Regions from separate parts of the Mus musculus genome. Here all the other regions are linked to region 2. The links are chromatin loops, found by intact Hi-C in ENCODE. Cell type or tissue: heart. All regions are shown on one strand.

Region 1 (8,000 bases), 260 kb after region 2:
CTAGAAGCTAGCAAGCAGCACCCCTCCACAGCCTCTATCAGCTCTTGCCTCCAGGTTCCAGTCCTGTTTGAGTTCCTGTCCTGACTTCCTCCAGTGATGGACTATGATCTGGAAATGTAAACCAAATAAGGCCGTTCCTTCCCAGCTTGCCTTATTTCTACAACCCTAAGACACTGTAGAAATTGAGATCTTATCCGTGAACACTAAGCACAGTCCCTGACAGTTTTTTTTTAAAATCTAGTTATATGGATAAAGTTGGCAAAATGGCTGTTCATATTCACGAAGCTGGCAGCCCAGTAGAAGCTGCTGGCTGCAGGTCACAGGGGTGCACCAGATGAGGGAGATGAGAAGTAACGGGACAGAATGGGGATAGGACGTGTCGGGGGACACTGCTCCAACTCTAGTTAAGTCCCCTGGGTTTAATTCCCAAACCACAGTTGGGATGGCGGTGAGAAGGCAATAAAAATAGGAAATCTCATAGGGCATGCTTATAATCTAGTGCTTGGGAGTTCGAGGTCAGCCTGGCTCAAGGCTAGCAGTGTAAGGATGGGGCCGAATAAATCCTGCGTGGCTCGCAAGGAACATGTCCGCAGGAGCTCGCTGCTGAGTTCACAGGGCGGAGCATCGCCAGCGGCTACCGCAGGCCTGGCTCGGGCCTGGTCTGGGTTACCCGGTCTCAAGGGCTTTGGTGGTGTTCCCTCTCATGGGCTTGCTTCGGCGGGCAGAGTGGCACGGGGCAAGAGTCGCATTGGATTAATGGAGCCACCAGCCCACCGTAAACGGCCAATAACCGCCTTGGGGTCAGGCCGAGGCCCTCCATCTTTGTGCCGCCCCTAGGGGAGCCGACGCCGGGTGCGGGCCGGCCCCCAACAGTCAAGTTTTTAAAAAGTCCGCGCGGGGGCCACCCGGGCTGATCCGTTGGGAACGGCCAGAATTCCCGCGAGGACGAAGCGTGCGGGCGACAGAGGGTTCCGCACGGGAGGCGCCGGGCCAGTGCTCGAGAGGAGCGCGCCCGTCCCGCGGCAGCGGAAAACGGAAGTGGGTCTGAGGAGCAGCCGCTGATTGGCCGGCAGGTCACGTCCCTCAAGGGGCTGGCGCGAACGCCACTGCGGAGCTGGGCCTGGGCATCCGGCGAGGGGAGGGAGGGAGGGACGACTGCGGGAACAGCCGCGCGGTCGCCAGGAAACGCTCCACGGAGACGCGCGGAGGGCTCTGGCGGGCGGTCTCCCGGGCCCCGCGGCCCCGCGGCCCCGCGTCGAGTGCGAGCGCGGAGGCGGAAGGAGCGGCGGTCGCCGAGGAGCCCCAGGCCCGGACCGGGGTGGTGGGGAAACCGCGGAGGGCGGGGAGGCCGCGACCGAGAGCGGCGCTGCGGCGCGGTGGGCGGGACCAAGGCGAGCGGCCAGGCGATTGGCCGGCGTCCCGGCGTCGCTTGTGACGCACCGCGCGGGGAGGGTGCGCGCGCCTTCAGCGGCCTCTTTGTGTGGTGTCCCGATAGGGGAGCGGAGGTGGCGGCCGCGGCGGCCCCGGTCGGGTTCCAGCGTCCTCGGCTCGCCCTCGGGCCGGCAGCGCGCCCCTTCCCTCCCCCTCCCGCCCCTTCCCCGCCGGCGGTGGCGGCGGCGGCCGGGCCCGGGCTCGGACGAGGCCTCGGCGACCGCTAACGGGCGACGGCGACGCGGCGGAGCGCGCAGGGCGGGGGCAGGGCCCGGGCGGCCGACATGGAGAACTCGCAGCTCTGTAAGCTGTTCATCGGCGGCCTCAATGTGCAGACGAGTGAGTCGGGGCTGCGCGGCCACTTCGAGGCCTTCGGGACGCTGACGGACTGCGTGGTGGTGGTGAACCCCCAGACGAAGCGCTCCCGCTGCTTCGGCTTCGTGACCTACTCGAACGTGGAGGAGGCGGATGCCGCCATGGCCGCGTCGCCGCACGCGGTGGACGGCAACACGGTGGAGCTGAAGCGCGCCGTGTCGCGGGAGGATTCGGCGCGGCCCGGGGCGCACGCCAAGGTGAAGAAGCTGTTCGTGGGCGGCCTCAAGGGCGACGTGGCGGAGGGCGACCTGATCGAGCACTTCTCGCAGTTCGGCGCGGTGGAGAAGGCGGAGATCATTGCCGACAAGCAGTCGGGCAAGAAGCGCGGCTTCGGCTTCGTCTACTTCCAGAGCCACGACGCGGCCGACAAGGCCGCGGTGGTCAAGTTCCACCCGATCCAGGGCCACCGCGTGGAGGTGAAGAAGGCGGTGCCCAAGGAGGATATCCACGCGGGCGGCGGGGGTGCGCGGGCGGCCCGGGGCGGGCGCGGCGGAGGCCGGGGCCGCGGCGGCGGAGGCGGCGGCGGCGGCCGAGACCAGAACGGGCTGGCCAAGGGCGGCGGTGGCGGCGGCGGCGGCTACAACAGCTACGGCGGCTACGGGGGCTACGGCGCCTACGGGGGCGGTGGCGGCGGCGGCGGCTCATACGGCGGCAGCGACTACGGCAACGGCTTCGGCGGCTTCGGCAGCTACAGCCAGCACCAGTCCTCGTACGGGCCGATGAAGAGCGGCGGAGGCGGCGGCGGCGGCGGCAGCTGGGGCGGCCGCAGCAACAGTGGACCGTACAGAGGCGGCTACGGCGGCGGCTACGGCGGAGGCTCGTTCTAGAAGCCGGGTTCCGGATGCCGGCGGCGGGCGCGGCCATCGTCGCCCTCCGCGCCCGCCCCAGGTGCCCTCGGGGGAAGCCGCTCACCCTGGGGGGCACGACACCCCCCGCTTGCCTGCCCGTTACCCCCCCTGAAGGTGGACTCGGCCCCACACACACACATTTTTGTGTTACAGTCATTGATGGACTCTATTTTTTTATTATTACTTGGACCTTGGTCGTTTTTATACTAGCAAAAAAATGTCTTGTTTTAATTTGTGTTTTTTGGGGGGGCGGGTGGGCGGGCGGGAGTGAACTTGCTGATTCTGTAGCAACACCTGGGTGGGGGTTGGGCGGGAGGGTAGTTTACTTTGTTGTAAGGACTTGATACCTGGCTACAGCGTTTTCTATGAAACCTACTTGGATCCCATGCCTGGAATTTGGAAGCATATGTACAAAAATCATTTTTACGTTTTATTTTTAATAAATCATTGTGTTTGACCGTACATGTCTAACATTTTTTTTTTCCTAGGATCCACTCCTTACCGTTTTAAAGGATATTTTTGTTAGGTTTTGATGTGTACTTCGAGACGCTTAAAGGAGGTCTTGTGGGCTCTTTTTTTTTTTTTTTCCCCTTCCTGTTTGCCCAGTTAGTGATGTTGAATTTACCTTTTACAGACAAAATCTTTCTGAAGTGGTGGATGTGGCTGTTTAGTCCTGTGCATCCATCTCTTTGTAATAAGCGATTTGCTTATCATCTTGACATGGTTGGTTCTTTCTATGAGAATTTACTTCAAAACATGTACTGTGTAGTTTAAAAAAAATAGTTTGTGTTTAAAGCATGTGTTCTCATTCATATAAACTGTTTAAAACTTTTTTAGGTGACCTAGTTTCTTCCTTATTGGTTTGTCTGTAATGAATGGTTACAAATAAGGGTTCTATTTTACCCTAACACTAAATGAGTTTTTTTTAAATGTATTTTCAGAGCAGGTTTAAAAAAAGCGTTTCTTCCCTAAGTCTGAACTTTGTCCTCTTTTAAGTCCAACGGATGTAGCACCATCTGCTGGTAGAGTGGCAGTATAGCTGCAAGACGGTTGGTTAAGAAAAACCCAACTTACTTGTTCAGGACAATTTCATCAGATTTAGCAGTTTGCCATCAGAATTCTGCAGACTTGAAAGGTCCACATTTACTTGTAGCTGAGACGGGCTTCCCGGGAGTGTAGTTAACAGCCCGCATCAGTCACTTTTTCTACGTGAGATTTGAACATGTAAACTGCTATGCATAGCTTGGGCAGTAGCCCCAAACTGCTCCGGTAGCTACTGAAGCAGCTGTGTGTACTGGGGTTTTAGGTGCAAGTTGTAAAACAAAATATCTGTATTCTGCTTGGTTAACGTGTATTTGTAGCCCTTCATGCAATAGAATTCAAGTTGTTGTTTATAAAAAAAAAACAAAAACTGATAATAGAAGAAAATGCCTTCCTGGATAGAAACATAGAATAGCAACGTTTATGGATATCACAAATAAAGAATTCAATTCTTACATGATTGAGTGAGAGTATGTATAACCTGGTGGGTGGGCTCAGAGTACCTGCTATCTTACTGGGTTTGACGAGATGGTAAAAATTTGACTCGGATTTTGGAAGCCTAAAGCCTAATGGCATCAAGCTTTTCAGAAAAGATTTTTCTTTTTACCTTTTAAAATATTTTAATGTTGGAACCCCACATTTTAAGTTGTCACTGAATAATTCCTAAGATCTGATTCTTGCCAAAATATTGTAAGTACTAAGGTTCTTAAAGAGGTAAGAGGATTTATGTTTGGCTAGTTTGGTAAGTGTAGTGAGTGATAGCTGATGTTTGGGTCATGTATTTAACACTGTATAGGGGTGTGTTTGCTGTGGAAGAAAAAAAGTTGGATGAAGTTCTTTGCTCACAATTGCTTGCTTCCCTTAAATTCCTGCTTGAAACTACACTTGAAGATCTAATGCAGGCTTTGGTGGGGGGGGGGGGTCCCTCTAGGATACAGGAAAAGACCTAAAACTCATTACATGTTACCTCAGACTTTCCCCGGTTATTTTGGATGAAGACTGAGCTGGTAGGTATTGGGAGGTGACTAGTTTTAGTAATAGTGACTTAGCTAACAGTTCCTGGTGCATTAACAGCTCAGTGTTCACCCTTAGTGATGGATGTACTTGAATAGTAGGAAAGGAAAACAATGTTTCTGTAAGCACTTACTGTGTTTCCCCTAGCAGCCTCTGGCATGTGGAGCTTCTTGATGTCTTGGTTCACCTGTGAGAATCTCAGCAGAGGACGTCAAGCTTAGTTGACAGGAGATGGTGATAGAGTTTGCCACTCCTTTTGAGAATAGTTTTTCATGCTTGGGTATTTTCTGATTTTTCAAGATGAAAAGTTGCTCCAGTGTGAAGCTCTTTGTATTTTAAAGACTTTTAAGTTCTAAAATAACCATTAGTTAAAAGATAGTGTGGACCTTACATTAGTTTTTGTGTGAGTGTGTGAGCACATGCCTTTCACACAGCACCCTTGGAAGACACTGCAAGTCTGCTCTCCTGCCTTCTGGGTTTGGGGATCTGCAAGTGCCTTTACCAGCTGAGCCATTTCTGACAGGCCTGGGACATCTTTAAAGATGGTAATACTTTTTTTTTTTAAACCGTATTTTTGAGAAAAGGGAAGCTGCGTGTGTGAGTGCAGATTTCCAGAGAGTCCAGAAGGAATTAAACCTCATGGAGCTGGGTTATGGGGGATTTTGAGTTGCCAGGTGTGGGGTCCTCTTCAAAAGTTGAGCCATCTCCAGACCCCAGAGTTTCAAATGCTTAAAGTTTAGAAGTGATTGAGATTCATAAAGTGCTATACCGTAGTGTGGATTCTCGATTTTAGGAAAGACAGACCGAGGTTGGCTGGGAATTGGGAATTTAGGGTTCCCTGCCTCAAGACCACAAGTGACAGGAGTGTTGAATTGTAGACTTTGCTGCTTACACTCTTGGTTTGGATCACTTGCATTTTAGGTTGTTTCTTGTGTGCCTGCTAATTGAAAGTGTGCTGTGGGGTGTGGTGGGTCTGAGCATTGCCTGCCTTTTACCTTGTTTATGGGTGTGACCTGTCTAACATCAACACTTGATAGTTTCTTCCAATTCTAGTGTCAGTGTGATAGGGAGAATCTCTCAGCCTTATTTTGGCCTGGTTTGCTCCCCACACCCTACTTCCTTTTCTTGCTGTGTGTCCCTAGCTGACTGAAACGCCATGTAGACCAGGCTGCCCTGAATTCTTGGGCGTCCTCCTGCATTCTTAGTGCTAGGATCATAGATAGCTCTTTGGGCTTTTTGGAAGGACCAGCCAAGAACTACCGGCTAAGTGGGACTATCTTCTCCTGTCTTCTGCTCAGGGCCCCATAGCAGATGACTCGAGGTACTCTTCCTTTTTTTCCTGCTCTCAACGATGAAAAATGACATATTCCCACCCACTCGATAAAAAGTTCCTTGAAAACCTAAGAAGTAATTAAGAGTTCATGTGTGTTATTTCTGATTCCAGTTCTCATTCTATGACGAGGTCCTATTATCTCTGTTGCACCAGGCTACAGGTTCATAACTTAAACAGTTTGCCTACTATTAAGTATTAAAAAATAGGAGATAGGAATCTTGCAGCTTTAAAAATGTTTTTTTGGGGGGCGAGCTGGCTCTCACATACATAGTCCTAAGCTGGCCTCAAACTCAGGGATTCGCCTGCCGCTGCCTTCTGAGTGCCAGATTGCTCGGCTGCCCTTCTGAAGGTGTGAGAGAGTGAGGTCAGAACAGTGGACACTGTTTTGTCCTGCTTAGAAGGGCAGACTGTTCCGGTATGTTAATAGATGTTAGCATTAGCCTTTGCTTGATCTGTAAATGATTTACCAGATATTTGTATCATGAAGCTTTCTCAAGAGGATGGAGAATTAACAGACTTGGACGAGCTGGGTGATATTTACCCTGGGTCAGAGGGGTGAATCTGTAGACTGAGAGAACGTCCGTTTGCTGTTTAACCTGGTAAGTCAGCTTATTTCCTAGACTATGGAATTGTTTCGATCTCTTATGATTTGATAGGATTTTGAGATCATTCTCGGTAATTATTCAACAGATTTACTAAGCTGACTAGGGGCCAGCCTTTTCCTCTTAAGACACCCATAGTTTTGTTTGGATGATGAGAACTTAAACAATTATGAGAGTTCCGGCATTTGTGTTGGGCCTATAGACAGGAGGGGCTCTGTTACGGGGAAACGTGACGGGTGTTTGAACTAGCTTTACAAAGCCACAGAGGACAGTCCCACTGCTCAGCTGACATGCAGAGCATGATAGATTGGGTTCCTTATGTCATTGGCCCTTTTGAATATGAGGTCACAGAGACCGTTAAAAAAAAAAAAACCCAGCCATTTAAATTCTATTGTTTTTGCCAAGACTAATAATAGCAAACCGGCTCTAGGGTGCAGACTAATTTATTTAATTTTGGAAATAGCAGTCACCTGAGACTTTTAGTGAGCAACGGCAGCAGGGGCTGGAGCGGACGTGTTGCTGTTGAGGCGATCTCCAGCATTCCCATGGCAGCTCACAACTGTCAATAGTTCTGGTCCTAGCAGATCCAGTGCCCTCTTCTGACCTCTGAAGGACACAGGCCCGCACCCGGTGCACGGTCATGTGCGCAGGCAAATACTCATACACACACACAAATTAATAGGTCTAAAAAAATGACATATCCTAGATATCCCACAGTAACTGATAGATAGTCTGAGGTTCCCTGTGAAAGAACGGGCTCCGTGATTCACAGGGTCTTCTGGTCTCCTCATTTTGACTCTTCACCAGTTTCTGATGAAAACGCAGGTCAGTTTTCTGTAATTGAAAGGGCGTGTATGTTGGGAATTTCCTTTGTAAACTAGTCATGTCAGTTTTGGAGCAGCAAGATGGTTCAAAAAGTAGTAAGTGAGCTTGAACTACTAGCTTCAGGTCTAGAGTACCATGGGTCTTCTTAGGATCTGAATTCAGTTTCTTACTAAATTAATACGGAAGATTTTAATTTAGCCGTTGACTAGGGTGGCTGTAGTTGAGGGAAGGAGGGGCCCAGGAGTAGGCAGTGAGGTGGGAGCACCAGATTATGGTTTGGGAAGTAGGCCGTTGTAAAGATTTTGCCTCTGGGATGATTAACATGGTTGTCAACTTGACATTCCTGGGAGGAGGGAGCCTGCATCAGAATTGCCTCCTTCAGATTAGCCTGTGTGCAAATCCCGGTGGGATTATCTTAGTTGATGTTGTTATGGGAAAGGTCCAACCCACCATGGGTGGTGCCCTGGACAGGTGAGCCTGGACAGGAAGCTAGCCAGGAAGCAAGGTGAGCCTGGACAGGAAGCTAGCCAG
Region 2 (8,000 bases):
TTGTCTTTCCTACCAAGTATTAACAGCTTCCAGTTTCATTTTCTTAACCCTGCACTACTACTGTCTATTAACATTTTCTTGAGTTTTACATTGCTTTAATTTATAGTTGCTATTGCTCTTTAAAAGTTCTTCTAATTGTAATGGACATGTTTATCATTTTAATTTATCATTGAAATTGTCTTAATGTTGATTAAGATGTTTTGAACAAAAATTCTAATTCGTACTTTTTTTTTCTTTTCTTTTATAGTGTGAAGCAGTATGCAGATGTTGAAGGATTCTAATGCAAGATATTTTTTCTTTTTTATAGTGTGAAGCAGTATTCTGGAAAGTTTTTCTAAGACTAGTGAAGAACTGAAGGAGTCCTGCATCTTTTTTTTTTTATCTGCTTCTGTTTAAAAAGCCAACATTCCTCTGCTTCATAGGTGTTCTGCATTTGAGGTGTAGTGAAATCTTTGCTGTTCACCAGATGTAATGTTTTAGTTCCTTACAAACAGGGTTGGGGGGAGGGCATGCAAAAACTAACATTGAAATTTTGAAACAGCAGCAGAGTGAGTGACTTTTATTTTTTGTTCATTGTTGGTGGTTTTAAAAAAAATTCCCCCCATGTAATTATTGTGAACACCTTACTTTGTGGTCACTGTAACATTGGGGGGTGGGACAGGGAGGAAAGTAATAGTCCACATGTCCCTGGCATTTGTTCAGAGCAGTGTGCAGAATGTAATGCTCTTTTGTAAGAAACGTTTTATGATTTTTAAAATAAATTTAGTGAATCTATTTTTGGTGGTCTTTTTTTTTTTTAAGACAATTTCAAATGGTGGTTGAATTTTCCAGCCCACCCCTAAACTAAACACTAAGTTTGATTTTCAGCAGCTCCTCTGTTGGATATAAGTGCACCTCTTGGACATAGACAAAATACATTGGCAAACTCAGTTTGGGTGACTTCTTAATGGTTGGAAAGACTTGGCTTGATAAATTTCCATCACATATTCATGCTTATAATAAGCTTGGGATTTTGTTTGTTTTTGCAAATGTTTGCCACTACTTTTCAACAGTTTTCTGTTAGTTGTGGAGAACTGCGGTGGGGAGCAATACTACAAGAGTTACGCATCTTAAGTATATGCCAGAAGCCTGATGGGCAATGAGCTTTATTAACCAGAGTAAACTTGGTTATGGAAGTGGCTGATGCTGAATAAATCCTGGTTATTTTTGTTAGATAATTTCTCACCTATAGACTTAAAGCTGTCAACCTGCTAGTGTCTTGTTAGTTGAACTTTGTAAAAATATATATATATACTTGTTTTTCCATTGTATGCACAATGAAAGAAAAAAGATGTACCATTTCTCTGTTGTGTGTTGAATTATGTAGGAAATGTTTGTGAACGATTCGAAAAAAATGGAAAAAGTTCCTGTGGATGTTTTGTGTAGTAACTTGGCATCTGTATTGATAGTTCAAAATCCACATCTAAATAAAACTTCCATGATGTTAGTTATGACGTGTGCCCAATTTGAAAAGGGGTTGATTAATACATGTAAAGTTTGTTGAAGTGTTCCTCTTGTAAGGAAATACAGTAATCTTAAATTATGGGGTTTTGTGTGTGTGTGTGTGAAGTGTTTTTTGTTTTTTGGTTTTTTTTTTAGCACTTAGAGACAGTCTGGTTAAAGTGCATAGAAAATTCAGGTAATTATTTAGACAACCTGTTAGTGCTAAATCATTTTGAGTCATTATACAAGCCTCAAGTGTAATCTATTTTCTGCATTGTAGTGCGGTGAGCAATTAGCTGGTTCACATATTCTCAGAATTACCTACCTTCAGCTCCAATAAGGTGGAGTCATGAATAAGACTGGTATAAGAATGAGCAGGTTTTTGTCAACCCATGCTAAGTATTGCATCCCAAGGGCTTTAGAGGGAATGGTGGCGTACTTAGTTTGTGAAAGAGCACATAATCTGCTAAAGACTAGGAATGCCACGGGGTTAAAGGAAGTGGCTTAATTGAGTGCTTGGGGCCTTTATGTTCAGTACCAGGTCAACAAGGCAGGATTGTGCACACCTATAACTCAGAGGACTGTAGTGACAGGTGGGTCACTGAAGTTTTAAGTCAGCCAAGGAATATGTAGCAAGTCTTGAACAGGGAAATAAAAATGAATGCAATAACTAAAATGTATCTTCAAAGCAATTGTTATGATTTATTGAAGCTTTAAAGATGGAAAGATTAAAAAATTTGTGTGTCTGTTGGTGAGAGGTTACACATGGAGTGTGGAGGCCAGAGATCTTCCTGCTTTGCTTCACTTCACTGGAAACTAGCTGGCTAGTATAACTGGCCAGCAAGTGTCTCAGTATCCTGCTTTCTGCCCTTAGCACAGATTGCAGGCTCATTCTGCACCTGGCTTTATTGGGTGCTAGGAACTCTTGAGTTTCACAGCAAGTACTTCTCACCAACTGAACTTTTCTACTAGCCTCTCAAGTATACTAACAGGGCTTTTGGGAAATCTAAACATCTACCAAGATGGTTCTTTTTTTTTTTAATTTTATTTTTTATTTTTAAAGACAGGTTAGCTGTGTACCATTTCACCAATCCCCTTGACTGGCCTTTAAACTACGATCCTCAGGCCCCTGAATGCAGAGAATATAGTTTTGTACACCACCACCAAGCCTGGCACAGTTATGAGATACTACAGTATTATTAGCAATATTGCAGTGTTTCTCAAATTGCATTATTAGAACCAACAAAAATAAAGGTGCTAGTTAATCAAAACCATGGGCTAGCAGTCACTTGTCACACAAGCCTCTGATACTGAGTATAGTCCCCAGAACCCACAAAGTTGTCCTGATCTCCGCTTGTAGAGATGATCAGAGTGCTCATACACATACAAAAAACTTAAATTGGTTTAACAAAAGTGAGATTTCAGTGTACGTTTAAAAAGGTTTTAATACAAAGGTTTACTACATAGCACAGAAGAGGTAGGAACAGGAAGGAATTGGAAGACTAGCCATGGCTACATGTGACCCCTTCAAATGAAGTAAATAAAACTATATCTCAACTAAAGCAGTTTGTGGAAGGACTACATTCCTAGGTGTGATGATGAATACTGCCTATGGGAGATAGTCTACATTGGGTAAATTGACATGAGAAGACTCAGCTAAAATACAAGTACCCCTTCCTATCAAGTCAGACTGAATAAAGAGAGGAAGTGAGCTGACCATAGTCATTTCTGCTTCCTGACTGCAAACAGTTGAGTGGCTAGCTCAACCTCCTGCTGCCATGATAGACTCTTCAAATTAGGCCAAAAGAAGTACTCCCAAGTTTTCTTGTCAGGTGTTTCATGACACCCATAAGACACCCATAGTAATGAACATGCTATTTCTCTCCCACCCACCCCTTGTGAGACTGAGTGAGGGCCTGACATGGAGGGCAGAGACTGGTTTTTGTTTGTTTGTTTTTTTCTCCTTCCAGCTGGTTTTTGAGGCAAGGTCTTTTCCTGTCTCTGTTGCTGCACTGTGTACTCCAGATGACTTGTTATGTGTGTATATATGTTCTCAAGCATGTGGCTTGATCTCTATATAATATCTGGGAATATTTGGGACCCTAAACAGCAGTTATAAAAGTAGGCACTGTCAATTTCATTGTACAAACATGATTTCTTCAAGTTTAATAATTTCATTTAAGGAAAAAAAAAAATCTGACCTGAAGACAAACTCAGACAATTATGTCTGAGAAGTAGATCCATGAGTACTGAGCTAGCCCCCAGCCCTCTCCTGGAGTGTATTTGACCTATCCTATTTGTTTTCTGAAAACTTTCCTTACTACTTTACAGTATAAAATATAGTATAATAAAAATTTTTTAAATGAGGAACTAGTCTGAGTTGGGGTGGCTATATTTGCAAATATATTGGAAAATATAAAATGTTCATAGGGCTGACTGATTTTGTCTGGGTGAAGAGATACTGAGATGGGTAAGACATACCCTTAAAGATCTTCCTCTGTGGGACATTTCCAGAAACTAGAAGATAGGAAGACTAAATGAATGAAGTACTCAATGACTTAATTCAGGAATGGATTCAGAATTTAAGTAGATACAGTGGTAAGACTGTGGAAGATGATGGTTAGGTGGAAAACGTTGGCTGCTTTGAGGGGAAGGAGAGAACATGTGTCTTTGAGTTTGGTTTGTAACGATTGGCCTTGGTCATCCTGCTTTCACCTGTGAAACTTTCTTTTATCCTCTGGTTTCCTTTGTTTCTTTTGCATTTTTGAGACTGGATCTCTACATAGCTGTGGCTGTCCTGGAACTCACTATGTAGAGCAGGCCGGCCTTGATCCTACAGAGATTCCACCTGTCTCCTGCCTTTCTAGTGCTGGGAGTAAGGCATGTGCCCCACTACATGTGACTTCTAAACTATTGAAGTGCTTGCCATAGTCTATCATTACAGAACGTAGGAGCACGAGCAGTAACCGCCGTCAAGAGGCTGCTGTTTAGAGCTTCTGAATGATGCCCATCTTTGATGAATGTCAGCTGAACTCCATAGCAAAACTTTCGTAAAAGCCAGTATAGATGGCAGATAAAATCTTGATAACGTCTAGTGTGCACTTGGTGCTTTACCCTCCCAAGCCAGAAGAGGGCAACATCACCCGGAGCTGCAGTTAGAAACACTTGTGAGCCACCATGTAGACTTAGGAAGTAAGCCCAGGTTCTCTAGAAAAGCAGCCAGTGCTCTTAACTGCTGAGCTATCTTTCCAGCCACTTCTCAGGTTACTTGTCACTATAAACTTGGGAAACTTTCCTGGCTGTGTCCCAGAGGTTCCCAGAAGTTGTGTTCTCCTTTTCACTTGTCTCTAGGAGGGTTGTTTTGTTTTTAAAAATCTTCCTGGTTCCTTGAATGATTCACTGTTCAAAAATACATTTTATAATATGGATTTTGTCATTGTTGTTGAGGTTTTGTCCTGTGATACTAGTTTTAGAGAAGGTATCATATCCTGATGAGATTTTTAAAAATGTGTATTTTTGGTCTGTTGGGTGCGATGTCCTGTATATTTCTGTTAAGTTACTCCATAATGTATTTTAGCTCTGATGTTTATTTGCTTAGTTTTTATTTGGGAGATGTAACTGTAAAAGCAGGTCATTGAAGCTCCCACTATTCCTGTGTCAATCCCTATGAAGCACTGTATATACTTCAAATTATGTGCTTTATGAAACTAGGGATTACAACATTCAGCCTATGAAGTATTTCTCTTGATAAATCATTCCTGACATAATATGTGGTATCACCCTTTTTATATTTTCTAGATAGCTTTGGTTTGACATTTACTTTATCTGATATTTGCTTTGTAATTTATTTTACAGTCTTTGATTTTTTTTATCATTGCTAGCAAAATATGTTTTAGGACACAGTATATTACTGGCTTTTGTATTCTCTACTGAATTCTATCAAACTTTCAAGGATGATCTCATACCAGTTCTATTCCATAAAATAGAAAGTGAATGGACACTACCAAGTTCATTCTACAAATATAGTATTATTCTCACACCAAAACCAGGCAAAGGAATAACAACTTAAAACTACAGACATCTTCTCTTTAATGAACATAGACACAAAGACTCAACAAAATACTTGCAAACTGAATTTAGAAATACATTTAAGAAGATCAAATATTATGACCAACTAGGGTGTTTTATGGAGAGGCAAGTTTGACTCAACACAGGTAAATGAATAAATGCAATACACTATATAAACAAACTTAAAAACAGAAACCACGTACATAATCTCACTGATGAAAGGTCTTTTTGACACAGTTCAACATGGCTTTGTGGTCAAAGTGCTGGAGGTGTTAGGATAGATTGGCTCATGCTTCAAACTAATAGAGGCTCTATTACAACAGACCTATAGCCAAAAATCAAGTGGAGAGAGCATCTGTTCTCAATTCAGGAATGAGACAGGGCTGCCCATCCTCCTTAGTTTTTCAGGATACTCTTTGAAGTCTTAGCTATGGAAATAAGACCAAAGTAAGTGATAAAAAAGGAAACAGGAAAAGAATCGAACTATTCCTACTTGCAAATGATGTGTTTCTATACTTATAAGACATTATAGAGGCGTTTGAGAGATGCCCTCAAAGTTAAGAGTACTGGCTTCTCTTCCAGTGGACCCAGGTCTGAACCCAGTACCCATATGGCTGTTCCCAATATCTTGTAACTCCAGTTCCAGGGGCTCCAACACCCTCTTCTAGCCTCTGCAGGCAGCAGGCACACACATGGAACACATACATGCATGCAGGCAAAACATTCATACACAAAATAAAAATACTTTTTTCTAAAAAGACCTTTATGGAATCTACTAGGAAACTCTTTAATTAAAGCAAAATTGCAGGATAGAAAAATCAGTATTTAAAAGAAAAAACAAAGCCGCGTATGGTGGCCTATGCCTTCAATCCTAGCACTGAGAAGATAGAGGCAGGTAGATCTATATGAGTTTGAGTCTAGCTGGTCCACATAGTAAATTCCAGGTGATCCAAGGCCACAGAGGCCTTGCCTCAGAACAACAATGAGAAACGCCCAGATAATAAAAACATACTTTCATACTGATTCTGCATCTCCAGGCATCTTTTCAACATTGACCAATGTATCTTAAGTATGTTAAGTTTTAGGGGTTGGGTTGATACTTTATAATTCCTACTTTGTTCCAGGTAACCCTATAGAGATGACTAGTCACACAGTTTATAATCAATTGAAAGTCTATTCCAGCTGGCTGGGACCACACCCAGGTAGGTATTCAGAGACCTAGGAGGTGTGGTTCCAACTGTCCAGATCAACAGTTTTTTAAAGGCAAGAAATCACACCCGGGTACTTTGCTTTGCAGCTGTACGAGGGCTTCCCAGAAAGCAAGATCTTTTAGCTAAGATAAGTTAGCTGACCTTTGGGCTCCTTGAATACAGTTGGGTAATTACCCACGGGACTCTTCATCAAGATCAGATTCTAGTTAAACCTGGAACCGCCTCAGCAAGAGTACAAGATGGAGGGACTTTTGCACTGTCTTGCTGTGACACACCTTGACCGTCAGAACGACTGGCGTTTGTGTCTGGTTCAGACAGTTCCCTTGATTTAGTCTGACAGACAAACACAGGCATACATTTCAATCTAGGCCATTGCTTGGTGGTGGGGAACCTCCTCCTGGAATCATTTCCCTTTCCTTGCAAACCTGGGATCACCATCACTCCTGTTGGATGCAAGGGCGTCAGATGCAAGGTTTAACTGTACTGTTCCCTCATGCAGTCAATGTTCCAGTGACTCCTAAACCTTCATTCGGCCTCTGAAGTGTGGGGTGTGCTGAGCGGCCCTCCGAGGCACCTAGCCTCGGGGTGGCGCCGGGCAGCAACCAGAGTCCCCACGCCCCGCGCGATCCCAAGCCTTCCTCAAAGACGGGAGTGCGACGGGGACGCGACAAGAAACACGACGGCCGAACACAAGGAGTCCCAGAGGCCGGCCGGAAGCTTCCCGCAGGGCAACTTCCGGACCTCAGACCCGGAAGTGGGCGCAAGTGCTTGGCCCTGGCGGAGGCCGAGGCTCCGGGTTCGAAACAGCATGGGGCCACCGCTTTCGCCGCGCGAGTCGGCGAGGTTCGTGGCCGAGAACAGTCGCGACGTGCTCGTGGACCACGAGGGCGTGCGCAGGGCGGCCGAGCTGCTGCTGCCCGCGGCCGCGGCGTGGCGCGTGGAGCAGTGGAAGTCCCTGCACGAGCTCAACCCGCGCGGGGCGGACGAGGCTGCGCTCGGCTGGGTGTTCCTGGTGGACTCGCTCAACTTCTCCTTCTGGGCCGAGCGGGAGGACAGCAAGTGTGCGGTGCGCTACGGCGGGACGCCCTACACTGGCTACTGGGCCCTGTGCGCCGCCGTCAACCGCGCGCTCGACCAAGGTGGGTGCCAGCCTTAAACCTGGGTGGGTGCTGCGAGGCGCGGGAGGTGACCTCTGCCCAAAGCAGAAGTCCGGACATACAGAAGCAATGTATGCCAATC
Region 3 (8,000 bases), 150 kb before region 2:
AAATTGTGTTTTAGACAGGGTCTTACCATGTAGCCCTGGCTGGCCTAGAACTCAGTATGATCCACCCGCCTCTAACTCCTGAATGCCAGGAGTCAAGAACCAACTGGAAAGCGCTCTCTCTCTCTCTCTCTCTCTCTCTCTCTCTCTCTCTCTCTCTCTCTCTGAGTTTCACCAAGGAGTTCCTATGTACACCACGCCTAGCCTCACACTCACAGGGATCTGTCACCTCTACCTGCCAAGAGAAGGGGAGGTGGGGAGGTGACCAGGAAGGGGGCAGTGAATGGGATGTAAAGTGAATAAGTAAAAAAGTAAAATAAAATTTAATTCTAAAAAATGTATCCATTTATTTAATGTATATGAGTACACCGTTGCTGTCTTCAGACACACCTGAAGAGGGCATCAGATTCCATTACAGATGGTTGTGAGCCACCATGTGGTTGCTGGGAATTGAACTCAGGACCTCTAGGAAGAGCAGTCAGTGCTCTTAACCGCTGAGCCATCTCTCCAGCCCTGGAAATGAATTTCTTGAACACCTTCTCCTTATCAGCAATACAGGTATTTGACAGAAGGCCACTTGCCTTGTGTTACGGGTTTATGCAAACATTCCTGCTCAGTGTGTAGTGTAGATGCCACCCAGACACAACAGCCAGGTGCTACCTCACAGAAACCGAGCCCCAGTGGGTCTGTGAGGACCAGGCTCTGAGGGGACTTCCTAAAGCCCTTGAGCTGTGCTCCTACAACTGCGCTGGAGGAGAAGCTCGGCTGTTTTCATAACAACTTTGTAAGCCAGTTCAGAACACGTCCTCATCAGCAAAGCGCTGGGTGGCCACATCCCCAGTAGGGAGTCTAGAGAAGATGACGTTGGCTCTAACTTCATCGTAGAGAATGTTCTGCGATGCTCAGCAACTGCCTGGTAATCCTCCACTGTGTGGACTCTGATTTCAGCATTATCTTTCTCTGCTTTCAGCTCCAGCTCAACATTTAAGAGGGCAATCTTGGCGTTCTTAGACTCCTTGGGCCGCGTCTCAAACTTAGCAGAAGAGAAAGTGTTCCTGACCAGGACGCCAGCCACCAGCTAAGACTCCCCTAGGGCTCCACCCCTAGGGCTGCACCTTCTTGATGCAAACCATGTTAAGCTTTAGCAGCTCAGCTAAGCGTCATCACAGCATCCACCCTGTTGGCGAGGGAGGCCTTGTGCTGGGAGGTGAGCACGGAGCTCAGAGCTGTCACCGCTGGCTTTTCTAGCATCTTCCTCTGGTCTGAGTGGCCCCACTCCTCACCCTCAGCGGGAAAGATCCTAGTTCACACAGACCTCACCACTGTGATGGCAGCCACAGGGTGGGTGGTGTGCAGTCAGGTCCTTGAGAGGGCTAGCAATTTCATCATCACGTAGTAGATATAGAACATTATGTCCTACCCCTGCCCTGCAGCTTACCGCATACGCAGGGTGATCCGCTGGTCCTGCAGGGCAGCAACTTCCAACCCTGCTGGATCCTTCAATGATACATCCTGGGCTCTTTGCTAATTAACGATAACTTTCATTATCTTTCAGTAGTGAAAAAGACCTTTTTCATGATTTTGAACACAGCATCTGTCTTTTTTAATGATTTGTTTATAACTCGTCTATTTGGTTTATTTCCACAAAATGAACACAAAACGGAGCAGCAGCCAACGGCCTCTGCACACGTCACCCTGTCAGTGGATCAGCAGAGCTCACGCTGAGGCCCAGTGCAAGTGTGAAGACTGGAGACAGAAACTGAATCTCCAGGTCGTGCTTTCTGTAGTGAGCTCGTCGTCGTGTGAGGAGGTGACCAGCTGATACTCTAGGGCAATGGCCTCACCACCTCATCTGACACAGAGAACAACAAGGTAGTTAATCATCCAAGATCCTCAGCTTGTTCCCCTGGTTACCCCCAGCTGTACCCCTGGTCAGGTGACTCCTGAGATTCATGACATCCACAGCCTCATGCTTGCCTCTTCTCTGCCTTTTTGGATATCTGGGCTCAGGGATGACATTGTCTCAGCCCCTGGGCTCTGTAATATCTGACTCCCCACACTCTCCTGTCTAAGGAACACACAAGCAGACTCCTGTCTATAGATGTCTAGAGGACCCTCCTGCACCCTTCACACACCCTGCTGTCAACTTCACACATGTGAGTACACCTTTTGGGGACGTTGTGGAAATGGAGCTACTGAAACGTAGGACACAGTCACTTGCTGTTTCAAAAGGACAATGCTCTCCATGAAGATTCAGTCGAGTGCCAAGATTTTACTAACACAAAGGAAAAAGTGCTGCGGTGTGGCTTTAATTTAAACTTCTCTAGTTAAGTGAGGTTATACATCCCTGTCTTTGTGTGTGTGTATGAGCCATCTGTAGTTCATCTTCCAGAACATTCAGCTCTAATCTTCATCCGCACCTCCATTAGATAGACAGGCCACTTCTAGCACATAATTAAGTTCCACTTGTTAGAGTTTGTGGGCTTTTCAGTTTTATTTTACTGACCTAATTAGCATCTGATGCTTATCTATCAGTCAGTCTATCTCACTATCTCCCATCTGTCTGTCTGTCTGTCTGTCATTTCTCTACCTTACAGAATTAGCCTTAAAGATTAAGTGAATTCAGAACACTAGGTTCACAGATGTGTCTGTCCAGTAAACTTCAGGGATCAGCAGCAATGACTCTTCATCTTCTATAATCACAGACAAGGTAGGGTTAAATCCTGATATTCCACAGAGTAAAGAACTTGCAGTTCACCCCTGACTTAGTAGTTCCCAAGCTGCCTCTGTGAATACAGTTCACTCCCTTCCCCCAGGCTCAAACTTCCCATTTCCTGCTGGCTGAACTTCCTCACACCTGCCTCCAACATGGCTAACCCCTCCCACCTTGCTTCTTTAAGGACTTCAAGGGCTCCCGCACCTGAGAACCAACAGAAGGAAAGGGGTTGGGGGATTGGAAGGAAAAGCCTTGTTTCCAGGGCATTTGGGAACCAAAGCCAACTGTAGCATCCTCCCGTTGCTAGGATACAGATAGACTCTGTATAGAGTCCCTGCCTGGAAACAGAGAGAGGGAGACTAGCTTGCACCAGTTGCTATGGTGAGAAGGGAAGTTCTCTCCATGCCCATTGGTTCCGGGCATGTCATGAGGCCAGAGCTACTTAGAGGCTAAAAGCACCTCATCGAATCACCCCGCTTTAACTTCATGCTTAGTTGTGTGCATCCAGTCCCAGGGCCTTACAAAGATTGGTGAGGAGAGAAAGAGGGCGCTGATCAACTCCGCAGCCTGGAAAATCAAGTCTTTAGAGAAAACTCCATCTTTTCAAATACCTGCTTCTATACGGTCCTCAAGCTAACTGCACTTTGAAATATTAGACCTAGGGCAGTTAGCTAGCACTGCTAGCCCAGTGTTTGTCGAAATGTTATCCCCCAGCCATCTGCTAAGTCAGCAGCTTTGTGGGCCGAGGAAGGACAGACGGGGGGGGGGGGCAATCTGTAATTTTTGAAATAGTGATTTTATTTATAGTTAGGTGAGGGAGGGCAAATACTCTCATTATGAAATTGCTCTTATATCATTATATTGAGTCTGATGGTGCGCCCTGTGAGCTTGGTGGAAGTGTTCCTTCTTCATTTCATGTACTAAGGGTAGAAAGGTCACTAGGAGTCCGCTGGCCAGGGTTCGCACCCCAGTTCCACTAAGTAGCCTCATTGCAAGTTACTTAATGCTTCCAAGCCTAATGATCTGGCACAGGCAGACGCCGAGAACCATGGTAAAACATGATTCATGGCTGACAGACCTTTGGTGACGTTCACAAAGGTCAGGTTTAAGCTGTAGAAAGGAAAAAGCAGGCACATCCAGCTCCAGGGCCACCGGAAACAAGGAGCCTGCACAGATGGTGCTCAGCGGCAAGGCCCACAGCTGGCCACAAGAGGGCAGACTGACCCCAGGGAGGGCCATGCCATATAACTTCACAGGGAGCACCGCCTTTATCCTGGTCTTAGGCCTGACTGACATCTGACCCCCAAAATAACAAATTAATAACACCCCAACCAATATCGGGCCCCAAATCAAGTTGATGCCCCAAATCCTGTAAACACCATTCTTTTGTCTAATTGCCTGGCTCAGATGCGAGACAGTGGAACCCAACTACCAACCTTCACATTCGACTATGGTCTCATTCCAACACCAGTGACTAACCGCATGAATCCAGTTTTCCAGTGTAGGAAGGGATCCTGAAACTCTGAAAGCTTCAAGCCACTCTCTGAGATCCCCAGAACTCTCTTATTATGTATGTTTCCTCATAAAGAGGGGAAATATCTCCAAATGCGTTCTGGTTCCTACCAGTCTCCTCGCCCCAGAGCTGCCTTCCCCATTTCTTTCTCCGCAACGGCAAATACTTAAACATGAGGGAATTTAAACAACTTCTTAGCTTTCTACAGTCTTATAGAGCCGTGAGTTACTCTATAGTTAGATAGTAGCCTTATCTGTCGTTGTCGTCCCCGCCCCAGCCCCACCCCCGCAGCCCCCACCCCAAAGAAGAAACTGTTACAGCGGAGCAGATAAATGTGCCTAAAATGACTCAGCAAATTAGTTCAGAATGGATGCTCAGTTTTTTTTGTTTTTTTTTTTTTGTCTCTTGGGAACTTCAGTGGTCTATTTAACATGTCACAATTCTTTACCCTAAAGGCCAGAAAACCAGGGTTGGGGAAGGAAAAATGTCAGTGGCAGCTTGTGCTACGTGACAGTTTGTTGCCTCTGTGAGAGGCTGTGTGACAGACACCCTGTCCAAGGAGCGCTGTGGCTTCAGCAGAAGAAACACTCAAACCATAGAAAAAAGCCCCCAAGTGATCCAGCTTTAAGCCCTGCAGAAAAGGGCCTCAGATCACAGCCCTCACCTGGGTAATGAGAGACTCTGGACACCCTGAGGGCTCCTCTCCAACACGTGACTATAAAGTAAGACAGCTCTTACCCGACGGAGCAAGCCCATGGCCTCTAAATGAGCAGCCCCGGGGAAGCCACTGTGCAAAGAGAGAGGTTTCTCTGGGGATCTTCGCAGTTTGCATTCCTACCGCATACAGTTTTTATTTTCTTTTCTTAAAGATGTATTTTATTATATATAAATTCACTGTAACTGTCTTCAGACACACCAGAAGAAGGTATCAGATCTCATTACAGATGGTTGTGAGCCACCAAGTGGTTGCTGGGATTTGAACTCAAGACCTCTGGAAGAGTAGTCAGTGCTCTTAACCACTGAGCCATCTCTCCAGCCCCAGATCAGTTTTTAAAAAGCAATAAAGGGAGCTGTGTCCCAGTTGGCAGTAGCCAGCCCCTCCATGTCTGATCGACTGTGACAAGAGGACACTCTGGGGTCTGTGTGAGTTCTCTATGTGATGCACAGCAGTGGAATTATCTAGTGTTACGTTTTTCTGAATATGTCTGTCACTGGGACATATTATTGTACTGGGCATAAAAGTGAGTCACTGAGTCGATGCCATGTGGTTTAAACATCAGACCACACCATCTGGTAGAAAAGACTCACTCTTTACAGAGTCAGCCAGAAGAAATGTTTTTTTTAATCAATGTTTTCATTATTGACAGACACCAAACCTCACCACCTCTTGCTCTTAACCCTTTACATATACAGACGGGTTTCTCCTTGGTTTCCCAGATCTTGTCTAAATTTATCCGAAGAAAAAGCCACTTTTCTCAGATCAAATCCAATGACTTTACCAGACGTACAAAAACCCTGTGAGGTGCAAACTAATACATTTAACATCTTGATGTAGTGGCAACACAAAGGTCGCCATAATATCACCATGATAAATTGTCAATATAAACAGTATTGAATACCAGAGGATGTGATGCCAACCAACCATACAAGAGACAAGTAGAAGTGCCTCCCTGCAGAGTCATGTGTGTGCATGTGTGTGCACTCATGTGTGTATGTCTGCGTGTGTTTGTATGCATGTGTGTTCACTCATATGTGTGTGTGTGTATGTGGGCACATGCACTCCTGCATGTGTGTGTGCATGTGTGTACATGTATATATGTGCCGGGCAGTGGTGGCATATGCCTTTAATCCCAGCACTCGGGAGGCAGAGGCAGGTGGATTTCTGAGTTTGAGGCCAGCCTGATCTACAGAGTGAGTTTCAGGACACCAGGGCTACACAGAGAAACCCTGTCTTGAAAAACCACAAAACAAAAACAAAAACATGTATCCATGTACAGCAGTCACTGGCTAGAACACAGGACTCTCTGGCAGTTATGCCAAGGTGTAAATTTCATTTGCTGTTTGGGTGTGTCCAGGGAAAAATGTGTAGTCTGTTTATCCTTTACTCCATAATCTTAGCCCAAGGGATTTACCAGATAGCAGCAGCACTATCAAGATCCCGAGTTCAGCTCTTCCCCAGAGCGTTCAGCATGTCCTGAACAGAGAATCCTTGGCCTCCCTCCCTCCTTTTCAGCCTCAGGAGGAAGTCCGGTGCCCATTCAGTTCCATTACAACACTCACCAAACTCCTCTCGTCTGGACTCAGATTGAAAGAAGTGAGGCTGTGCGGCTGATGGGTCAGGGTCTCCATGGGGCTCCTCCTGAGGTGTGCACTCAGACGTGTTCACAGTCCTCTGTGTGCGTGAGCACAGGTCTGAGCTAGCGTCACGGCTTCCCTTCATCACTGCTGCCCACTGATGGCCTCTGTATGGTTCAGTGGTTAAGAGCACTGGCTGCTCTTCCAGAAGTCCTGAGTTCAAATCCCAGCAACCATATGGTGACTCACAACTATCCGTAATGGGATCCAATGCCTTTTTTTTCTGGTGTGTCTGAAGACAGCTACAGTGTACTCATATACATAAAATAAATAAATACATCTTTAGAAAAAGAAAAGAAAAATGACCTTTGGTAAGACAGAAAAATTAAGATGTCTTGTTCCCTATGACATCCCTGCATGGAAGGTTCCACACTCTTACTCGGTACATATTTATCTACATGACTAGGTTACACACAGCCATACAGCCGTGTCTGGGATGACGTCTCTTCTCATGTCTGCTCATTTTCTGCTGAGACCTTGCACATCTTCCTCATTGTCCTCAGTTTCGAGTTTAGCTAACTCAGCGTTCAGTCCAGGACAATGTGCTCTTTAAAGCTGTTGCCTTCCATCTACAGCATTCCTATTTATCACCTTATTTTTATACATGGTCATTAAAATATAATTACATCACTTCCATTTCCTCCCTTTGGCCCCTTTCAAGTCTCCTCTCTTCAGCTCATTCCATGACACCCCGCCCCAATTCTCAAAGCAATAGCCTCTTCTTCCCTCTGATTATTATTGATACACACATGGGTGCACACATAATTATGTTATGCATGTGCATACACTACATATATGTGTGTATATATGCATCTAAATGCATTTGTGAGTATACACAAATATATAAATACAACCTGCGATCCTTTATCATACAACAGTAGCCCTTAAAGGAGACTATGCCAGTAGTCCAGCTGAAGGCCCGCCCTTGGCTTTTATTTGCCTCCTTGCCTCCCTAGGCTCTGCCATCAAGCTTATTCTCTCATTATCATATTATCTGCACACTGGAAAGTATACCTGAAGGATTAAATTATAATATGTATTCACTAGAGTACATCAGGAAAAATTGTATTATGCTTCATATCACGACTACATCAGGAGACGCTGAACAGTTAGTCGTTCCCATTAGTCAGGCTAAAATTGCCTGCTGAACTAGGAGGGGTGGCAGGCTGCTCTATAGGGATAGAAAATAACTTCAAATTGACAAATTATTCTCCAGACTCTGAATGTTTAGGCCAGTATCCTGATTCAAAATCTACAGCATAAGTAAGTAACACAAAGCAGACCGGTAAGTATGAGCCCAACAGCCAAAGGCAGGGCAATGCGCAGGGACGTGCCTCGTCTCATGGTCAGTCAGAACAGCACAGCATCCAGGGGCCTCTGCATTCCGTATCTGTGAGATAAAACCTGAAGTCGGAGCTA
Region 4 (8,000 bases), 110 kb after region 2:
TCAGCTTTGTGTTACAGTGGAAAGTACCTAACTCAGACAACTTACAAAGAGTACATATTAATTTTGGCTCAGTTTTGGAGGTCCCTGACTGGCTGGCTGACTGGCAGGCCCCGTTGCATTTGGACAGGAGCACTTACCAAGTAAAGCTCACTTCATTGCCCAGGACAAGACTAAATAAGGGGAGGTCTGGGATTCCACCGCCTTCAGGAGCTGCTGCCATTGGCCTAAGGGCCTTCCCCCAGGCCCTACCTCTTTAAGCCACCAGCGCTGCCTTAACAACAAAGCCTTTAACATGGGGGCTTTAGGAGCAAAGGGAAACTTTTATATAGTCACACGCATGGGAGAGTCTGGTATTTCATAGTGACAAGGATATGTTCTGAAAGCCACTCAGCGGGCTGACTCAGTCACCGCATGGCGCAGAGGCCACTAACACAGACGAAGGCAGCCGGATGTCATTAGACAACATTTCCTTAGCTGGCTGATGTTGTTTGCGTGGATTTTTACTTCTCTGAGACAGAGTCTCGATTGCCTCAAATTCTCTTTGTAGCTTAGACTGGCAGCAAACTCATGATCCTCCTGCCTCCACCTCCTCTAAGTACAGGATCTGCCCCTCCCTGGCCAGCACCCTGCAACTCCATCTTAGGAGATGGACCACTGTTGGGTGTGGTGTGGTGTGAGCCAAGACAGTGCGTGGCTACATACAAACAATATAACGAGGCTATTCCTTTCAAAGCCCTTTCTGCTTCTCAATTCTTTGACCCTTTCCTCTCTTCCAAGGACCTTGGACCGTGTGGTCCTTCACCGGTACTCAGCTATTATCATAACAGAAGTTGAGGTGGTCAGCTTCTATTTATTTATTTATTTATTTATTTAGGTTTTTCGAGACAGGGTTTCTCTGTATAGCCCTGGCTGTCCTGGAACTCACTCTGTAGACCAGGTTGGCCTCGAACTCAGAAATCTGCCTGCCTCTGCCTCCCTAGTGCTGGGATTAAAGCACCACTGCGGGTGGTGGTCAGCTTTTGAAGAGAGATTAGTTCTAGCTCACTCAAAGTTTCCTGTGCTCTGGTGTTTGGCTTTGCTTTGAGGCCTGTGGGGAGCACCGTGGCAGGGAGCTAAGCCCTAAGCTGCTCACTCCACAGCCAGAAAGGAACAACAACAACAAAGACTGAAGTAGGGTCCAGAGTCCACTCATCTTTTGAAGCTACCCCCAGAGGTGCTGTGCACCAAGCCTTTACCAGACTTACCTCTTGGGAGCCCTCAGGATCTGAGGTGCAGCACTCAGTCCTTCCCAGGCCCACTTCCGGCACCCTGGCATTACTAACAGCTACAGATTCGTTTTCACGTGCACCCTACTCAACTGTGCTGTGTTTAGGATATTCCCTATAGGACCCAGGTTCTAAAAAAAAAAAAAAAAAAAAAAAAACAACCCGGTCAAATGCACCAGTTTAGAAGCCTTACTATATGTTCAATTTTATGTTTGCAGATGCCTGCCTGCAGGTATCTGTGCACCGCACTCATGGCCACAAGATCTGGAGCTACAGGTGTTTGTGAGCCATCATGGGGGTGCTGCGAATCAGACCCACACAGGTCCTCTGAAGAGTGGCAAATACCCTCAACCACTGAGCCATCGCTCCAACTTTACGGTACTTCTAGATGCTCCTTCCTCCCTCGGCCTTCCAGCCTACCACGCCTGAGTCCATGCAAATCCACGTTGTTCCCTTCAGAAGGGGAAGCTCTTCCTCCAGGCCCGTTGCTGGGGTGCTGCCAATTCCGGGGGATACCTGGAGGAGGTAAAGGGTCCTACCTGGCAGTGGCAGGCACAGTTCCTGCTCATCTTCTATGGGAAATAGTGCACAGGAGCATTAACCCGCGGGGGCTGAGAAAAGGAGTCTGTGTTCAGGGGCACGAGTTGTGATAAACGATTAGCTGACCTTGCTCTGGGGACACTTTGTTCTTGATCTATCAATCCACCCACTTACTTCAACATGCCCTGAGTGTGTGAGCAGGGCTAGGACTGTCTCTAGGCAACCCCGAGCCCGAAAGTAAGAGTCTCTAAAGCCCTCCTCAGTGAAAACACGGTTGTTGTGATCGTGGCAGCCAGTCACAACCCACACACGTGGTTTTCCCGCACCCTCCACGGTGTGTGGTTCTGACCCACACTCCCTGGCCCAGCTTTGACGAGACTGAAGTCCCCTGCTGTGGTGCCTTACCCAAGTGTCCCTCTCTTCCTCCCTGCCCACCCTCCCCTCCTCTGTTGACTTTCCTCATCTAGAGCTGAGCTTCCCAAAATCTGATGGGGTCACCTCTTGGAATTTCTTTGAGGTTGCAGATTCTAATGGGCAGGTGTGTGTTAGGCCCGAGATCCACACGTTTCTGACAAACTTGCTGGTGACACACATGTGGTCAACTTTGGGGTAGCAAGACTCTAATGATGATGTATTTCTAGACTGAGTCTGCCCCCTTCTCTTATAGCAATACGCTACTAAGCTGAGGAGTTTCCGATCCTTGTGTGTGTTGTTCATGCACATGCTGGGAGGGGGTGTGGTTATCATTTGTCAGGTGCTATCTTTTTGTGGAGAGTGGGAGGGTAGCTAACAAGACCGAGGGATCCACCTGTTTCTGCCCGCTAATCTTTGGGACCAGAGCTTGATATACCACGCTGGGAGCTTTTACATTTATTCTGGGGCTAGAACTCAAGCTATCGACTGAACTATTCCCCAGCACCCAGTGTACTGTCCAGGTGCAGTTCTTTCAGCTGTTTTAGAACTGCTTCAACTGCTTATGGCCACCTATTTAGCTGCCTTCAACCCCAGTCCTATGAAAACCGGTAAGTAGCTGCATCCTCCTCTTCCAAGTGTTCACGCTCCCTCTTACAAGCAACCGGGTCTCAAGACCTCATTTCTCCCTTCCCAATCAGATGTTCAAATCCTGTAGAATGCACCTCCACATCACTTCTCAATCATTTAAAATTCTTCCTGCCTTCCTTTATCTTGTCTTGCCCCATCCTCTTGGCCCCGACCCCCGGATCAATCTTTCTGTGTAGCCACCGGCCTTGGACTCACTTTCTGATCAGCTTGCCAAGTGTTGGGGGCTCATAGCCGTGTGTCCTCACCGCCCCCCCCGCCCCCCCATAGCTCATCTGTTATTACCGTCTGCCTGGTCTACACAGGACTGCCAGTTTTCAATCTCTAACATCTGCAGGAGTTACAAAGCAAAAAAAGCCTTCATTTCTTCCTTCAAACTTCTAAATCCTAAAACATCAAATATTGCCTTAAACATCAATCCTTACTCTTGGAACTCAGCCATCCCTCACCACCGCCGCCCCCCTCCCTCATTTTTCAGTCGTCTCTGCCACTTGTCAACACCTCCAATCTCATTGTGGAACGCAGCGTCCAATGGCCTCCATCCAAGGCCCCGAGGTCTCCCCGCAAAACCCCACCTCTTCCCAGGCCAAATCCAAAAGCCTCCTCCCTCGCGCTGCCCCAAAGATGCTCGCAGTCCTCGGATCCCGAGTAACATTCTCTTTTTCCACCGGGCCCTAGGGTGATCTGGCGTCTTCTGCGATTCTTTGCTTCGCTCCCCACTGTGTCCCCCACGTCTACACCCGCGGCGGTGACTCGCGCGGGACATCGCCGGGCAGCCCGCACGGCTGGGCGGTAGCGGACGGGTTTGCCGGTAAGCCGCTTAACTTTGCAAAACTAAAGCGGCCCCGGAGGTGCTCCCGCGGGAACCCAAGGCCGTCCGGCTGTTTGCATCTCGTGCAGCACCGCCCTCCCTCGCCGACTGGAGGTCCGCCTCCGCCCCCGGGCCTCCCCACAGCCTGGCGATCCCGCCGCGCGCCGCCCGCGGCGGCCTAAGCCTCCTCCCGGAAGGCCTCCCACCTTCCCGGCTCCGCGACCCCGAGGACCGCGGAGCCGCCGCCTACGCGAGCCGTTTGGACCCTGCGCGGCCCCCGTAGCGCGGCTCCTCCAGCAGGTGGTTCTGGTCCTCCGCAGTCCGTCCCCCGCGGACCTCTCCTCGGCGTCAGCGTCCGCCGCGCTGCGACCCTCGGCAAAGAAGTCCCGCGCGCCGGCCGGCCACGGCGGGCGCCAGGCTTGCGGGTCCGCCCCGCCCCGCCCCGCCCCGCCCTCCGCGCGCCGCCGCCCTCCGCGGGCCCGTTACTGCGGACGCCCCGCGGCCCGCGCCCAACGCCCGGGGGTAGCGCGGGAGCGGCGGGGAGACGGGAGCGGCCGCACCGCGGCGAGGGAGGCCCGGTGAGTCTACGGAGCCTCGCAGCTCGTGGCTGAGGGGACGCGGCCGAGTGCGGCCTGAGGCGGGGAGCGGAGCGGAGCGGAGCCGAGCGGGGCTGAGCCGAGCGGGGCCGGGCGGCGGGAGGGCCGCGGAGGCTGCGGGGGAGTGCGGGCCGCAGGCCTGGTCCGCCGCGGCCGGCCGCGGGAGTGACAGCAGGTGCGGCCGCCCGTTCGGGGCTCCCCGGGGCGCCCACCCGACGCCGGTGTCGCTTGCAGGCTTGGACACCGCGTCTCGGCAGCGGCTGGGGCTCGCCCAGCCCGCCGCGCTCTTTCTCCGGGTACTTCGCGAACAAGTTTTGGAGCACCCGGAACTGCTCGTGCGTGAGATTTGGCTTCGGTTCCCGAAGGAGGAGAGAGGGGCTGCTCGCCGCTCGCCTTCCCTCCCTCCCTCCCAGCAGCCCGAGGTAGATGCGCAGGCTCTCGCACAAGCCCCTGCTGTCGGGGCTTCCAGCAGCTATGCGCGGCGGCGGCGGTGGCAGCGGTAGGGTGCCAGCCTCGGGGTGTCTGTAAACGCGGAGCAGTCGGGGCAAAAGTTTATCCCATTGTCTGCCCCGCTCCCTCCACTGGCGACATTTCTCAAGGGATGTCGGTGGAGAGTTCTAGCGAGAGGCAGAGGCGCTGGAAAAACACAAGCATTGTTCTTCAGCCTCGTCTGTTTATGTGAAGGCGCTTGCGCCCGCCTGTCACGGGAATGAAGTTAAGCTGTAGCTCCAGAAATACTGGAGAAACTGCCGAAAGATGGTAATGCTGTATTGAGAATCTTCCTAGAAAGCCTGGGGTTTCCCTACACTAGCTTATGCCACTAAAATCGGTTAGTCTAAGCCTCTTTAATGTGATTTTTCACTAAAGATCGAAATACACCTGTTTAATATTAACCCTAGGGGCTTCTAGCAATCACTCTAGAGCGAGAACCTACACGTGGATCAGAGGGACGTTGTGTGCAAGTGAAAATCACCTTTGCACTTCATGACTGAATTCCTTAGTACATGTCTGCAGTTTGCTTTTTGTTTTTGTTTCTAAGAGTTCACAACCCACAGAAGTTGAGAGCTTCGGATTAGAAAAGGAAGGCTGCACCTAACCAGTGTGTGTGTTGCGGGGGGGGGGGGGGTGGGGGGGGGTGGTGGAGCTCCGGGTATGCCTTTAAGTTTATGTCATTTTCGATAAGTGTGTTGGAAGCAAAAGTTTCAGGACCGTTGGTCCTCGATCCCTGTAACCTTAAGTTCTAAGAAGTCAAAATGACAGTCAAGCAGCCAAGAAGATGAGGGAGACCAGGCCATTCCTTTTCCTCTCATTTTGTAATTCGTAGGGACAGTGCTTGGCATCAAACCCAGGGCCTCTTGGAGTCGCAAGTCCTCAGTCTGTTGTGTTTGATCTGTTAGAGTCCACCAAGGCCTCTCTAGCTGCACGAACTGGTGTACACCTGTATTCCCAAGACTCAGGAGCCTGGGACAGGAGGATTGAGAGTTTGGTTCCAGTGCAGGCTACATGGTGAGAGAGCTGCCCTCTCAAAGCATATGGCCATATTAACTGATGACATTGACATTGCATAGTTCCGTTTTGGATCAAGCTAGGTGGTTGATAGTGTTGATCGACACAGTCACTACTGTTCATTTTTTAAAGGGCTGAAATTATGTACTTAAGTTCCCCCAGGCTCAATTCTTTCCCGACACTGATGTCATAGAAGAAGGTGCTCATGATGGCAGTGGCCCTTCATAGAGACCAAGGCCTCAAGAAAACAGGTCATTCATTTATAAATCTTGCTAGGCGTAGCTTGGCCTGTTCCTTAGTAGCAACAGTTTATCTCACACCCTCACCTTTTAAAAATCAGCAGTTTGACACAAAATCCAAAGCTTCCTACAAAAACAAGATTCCTAGGGGGAAAAAGATGAGTTGTGGAAACACTTCGTTGTGACGGTGCTGTTAGTTAGATGGTGTGTGCTCTCCACCCTCAGTGTTCAAGTTCAGAGCACAGATTCCAGTGCACACTTAGGTATGGCACTGTGTGATTGGAGAATGTAATTAAGCCTCAGTCAGTAAGCTTGAGGTCATGATTAACTTATTTAATGTTAATAATGTTAATTAATGTTTCTTCTTCTTTTTTTTTTTTTTTTTTTGCTGAGACTGTTTTTTACTGTGTAGCCCAGTTTAGCCTTGAACCTATGACCTTCCTGCCTTATCCCTTCCAGTACTGAGACTGCAGATGTGCCCATTACAACTGGCTGATATCTGTGCCAAGTCCTTGATTGATATATATATATATATTTGGGAATACAAAGAAGAGACCTGTGTTGTTCAGCATTTTGTAAATCAGGACAGTAGGGAGCTAGATACAGTGGTAGCTGTTGAAAGAGTCCATGAAGAACAGAATTAAGTGTAAGTGCAGGAACATTAACGAGAAGGCAGATCAGAATTGCAATGGGGCTAAATTTGAAGAACGGAGAAGTTTTAAGTGGAGGAGACAGACATTCCAGACTCCAGGAACAAGTGAACACTGAGCAGTCTGTTTTCTCGCAGAACAGGGAAAGTGGGAGAAATCACTGTAGAATGTAAGTGAATTACTTTTTTAATAAAAATATAGCCATAAATTAATCCAGCAGCTGTATTTCTTTGCTTTATTCCAGTCCCCAATAACCACACAGAGTAACAATATTGATTTAAAACTAGTTTTCAGTAGCTGAGCAGTCAAATGATCAGTTTTTACTTTTATGCTAATCTGGCTACCTCCCAACCCCATCCCATGATACATGCATAATATTACTGATGTGGCTTTTTGGGCTTCGGGTATGTTTCCATGATCTCTCTCCAGACCCCTTCCTTATGGCTTTGAATCCTCCATCCTCCTTGGGCTGATCTGCATCTCTTTATCCCCTCTCCTTCCTCTGGTTGATGTACTTCCTACCCTGTTGTCTACTCTGTCCAGCCATTGGGTGGTCAGTATTTATTGACAATGGTAAAAGCTGTTTACACAAACTTTAGACAGGAATTCTTGGAATAAGTATTGCAATGCTGTGTCTTGATTGAAACAAGACATGAGGGCAGAGAAATCAGCATTTCATTTAAATAACGCAGGGTAAACTGCACAGTGTACAAAAACACGATGCCTACATTCCCCTTTTTGTCGAATAAAAGGCTTTTTAAATAATAATAAACAGCATGCATTAGGAAGAATTATGAAAACTATTCGATAAGAGTTACATTCATAATATCCAGTCCATTTATTTTTGGCAACTTAGATAAAGTATTCTACCATCCTGTCTGGTGAGTTCAAGTTCTATATCTAAATCACTTTCTATCTTAACTTGTACTACCATCCTAAAAACATCTTGTAGACCTGGAACATCATCTTAAATCCTAAACAATTTATGCATATAGTAAGGCTGTGACTATCTAGCCTTCAGCCCCATCAGAGACCTGAGAAGGAATGAATGTTACCCGAGTGTGCAGGCAATGCTGGGATGCAGCTTCCAAAGATAAAAGAAATGGCCGACAGCAGCCTGCCTGGACAGATCCCCCATGTCATCTGTGGCTCACTATAGCTGACAGACTTCTTGTCAGGAGTTGTGAAGGACTTGCTCCCCCTGTCTTTGCAGAGCCTGGCAGTCTGCTTCCTTGCATCCATTTGTCCTTTCTGAACAGATTTGTCTGTAGGTGAAACATGGACATTTTCTTCGCCCAGTAGTTAGCTTGCCTCCATTGAAGCAATTCCACATC

What was found. Hi-C counts contacts between places; a loop is a spot of excess contacts. Peaks named below come from ENCODE experiments on the same cell type or tissue, not always from the same donor. Only the 100,000 strongest peaks of a DNase experiment are listed, where the experiment ranks them.
Region 1: a loop joins it to region 2, with 2.3 times the contacts of the local background. A loop is called at or near these places in 3 of 42 quality-filtered maps.
Region 3: it touches region 2 in a loop (8-fold over the local background); 18 of 42 quality-filtered maps call a loop at or near these places.
Region 4: it touches region 2 in a loop (2.5-fold over the local background); 26 of 42 quality-filtered maps call a loop at or near these places.

The regions. Positions count from the first base shown.
Region 1 is chr13:58,122,029-58,130,028 of GRCm38, reverse strand. Hnrnpa0 (heterogeneous nuclear ribonucleoprotein A0) reads left to right here and starts at 1,473. Exons shown (of 1, transcript NM_029872.1): 1 at 1,473-4,150. The coding sequence starts at 1,716. The coding sequence ends at 2,633. It also overlaps a transcript of Klhl3 not described here. In heart, CTCF peaks have their summits at 846 and 3,694 (motif pointing left); DNase peaks (open chromatin) are centred at 1,058, 1,448 and 2,128; H3K4me3 peaks cover 4,102 bases; H3K27ac peaks cover 3,074 bases.
Region 2 is chr13:58,384,724-58,392,723 of GRCm38, reverse strand. 2210016F16Rik (RIKEN cDNA 2210016F16 gene) reads left to right here and starts at 7,499. Exons shown (of 4, transcript NM_027335.1): 1 at 7,499-7,900. The coding sequence starts at 7,570. Hnrnpk (heterogeneous nuclear ribonucleoprotein K) reads left to right here. Exons shown (of 16, transcript NM_025279.3): 16 at 308-1,592. The coding sequence ends at 338. In heart, CTCF peaks have their summits at 4,604 (motif pointing right) and 7,641; a DNase peak (open chromatin) is centred at 7,483; H3K4me3 peaks cover 1,052 bases; H3K27ac peaks cover 1,015 bases.
Region 3 is chr13:58,539,288-58,547,287 of GRCm38, reverse strand. Gm38494 (a long non-coding RNA gene) reads left to right here and starts at 811. Exons shown (of 3, transcript XR_382518.4): 1 at 811-1,204; 2 at 1,666-1,869; 3 at 2,071-2,317. It also overlaps the pseudogene Gm3131. In heart, a CTCF peak has its summit at 3,921 (motif pointing right); a DNase peak (open chromatin) is centred at 3,947; H3K27ac peaks cover 1,181 bases; H3K27me3 peaks cover 1,745 bases.
Region 4 is chr13:58,270,327-58,278,326 of GRCm38, reverse strand. It overlaps Gkap1 (G kinase anchoring protein 1), which reads left to right and starts at 4,139. Exons shown (of 12, transcript NM_019832.4): 1 at 4,139-4,253. It overlaps Gm26555 (a long non-coding RNA gene), which reads right to left and starts at 3,476. Exons shown (of 8, transcript XR_873524.3): 1 at 1-3,476. In heart, no CTCF peak of the experiment used is centred here; a DNase peak (open chromatin) is centred at 3,856; H3K4me3 peaks cover 2,590 bases; H3K27ac peaks cover 1,829 bases; H3K27me3 peaks cover 331 bases.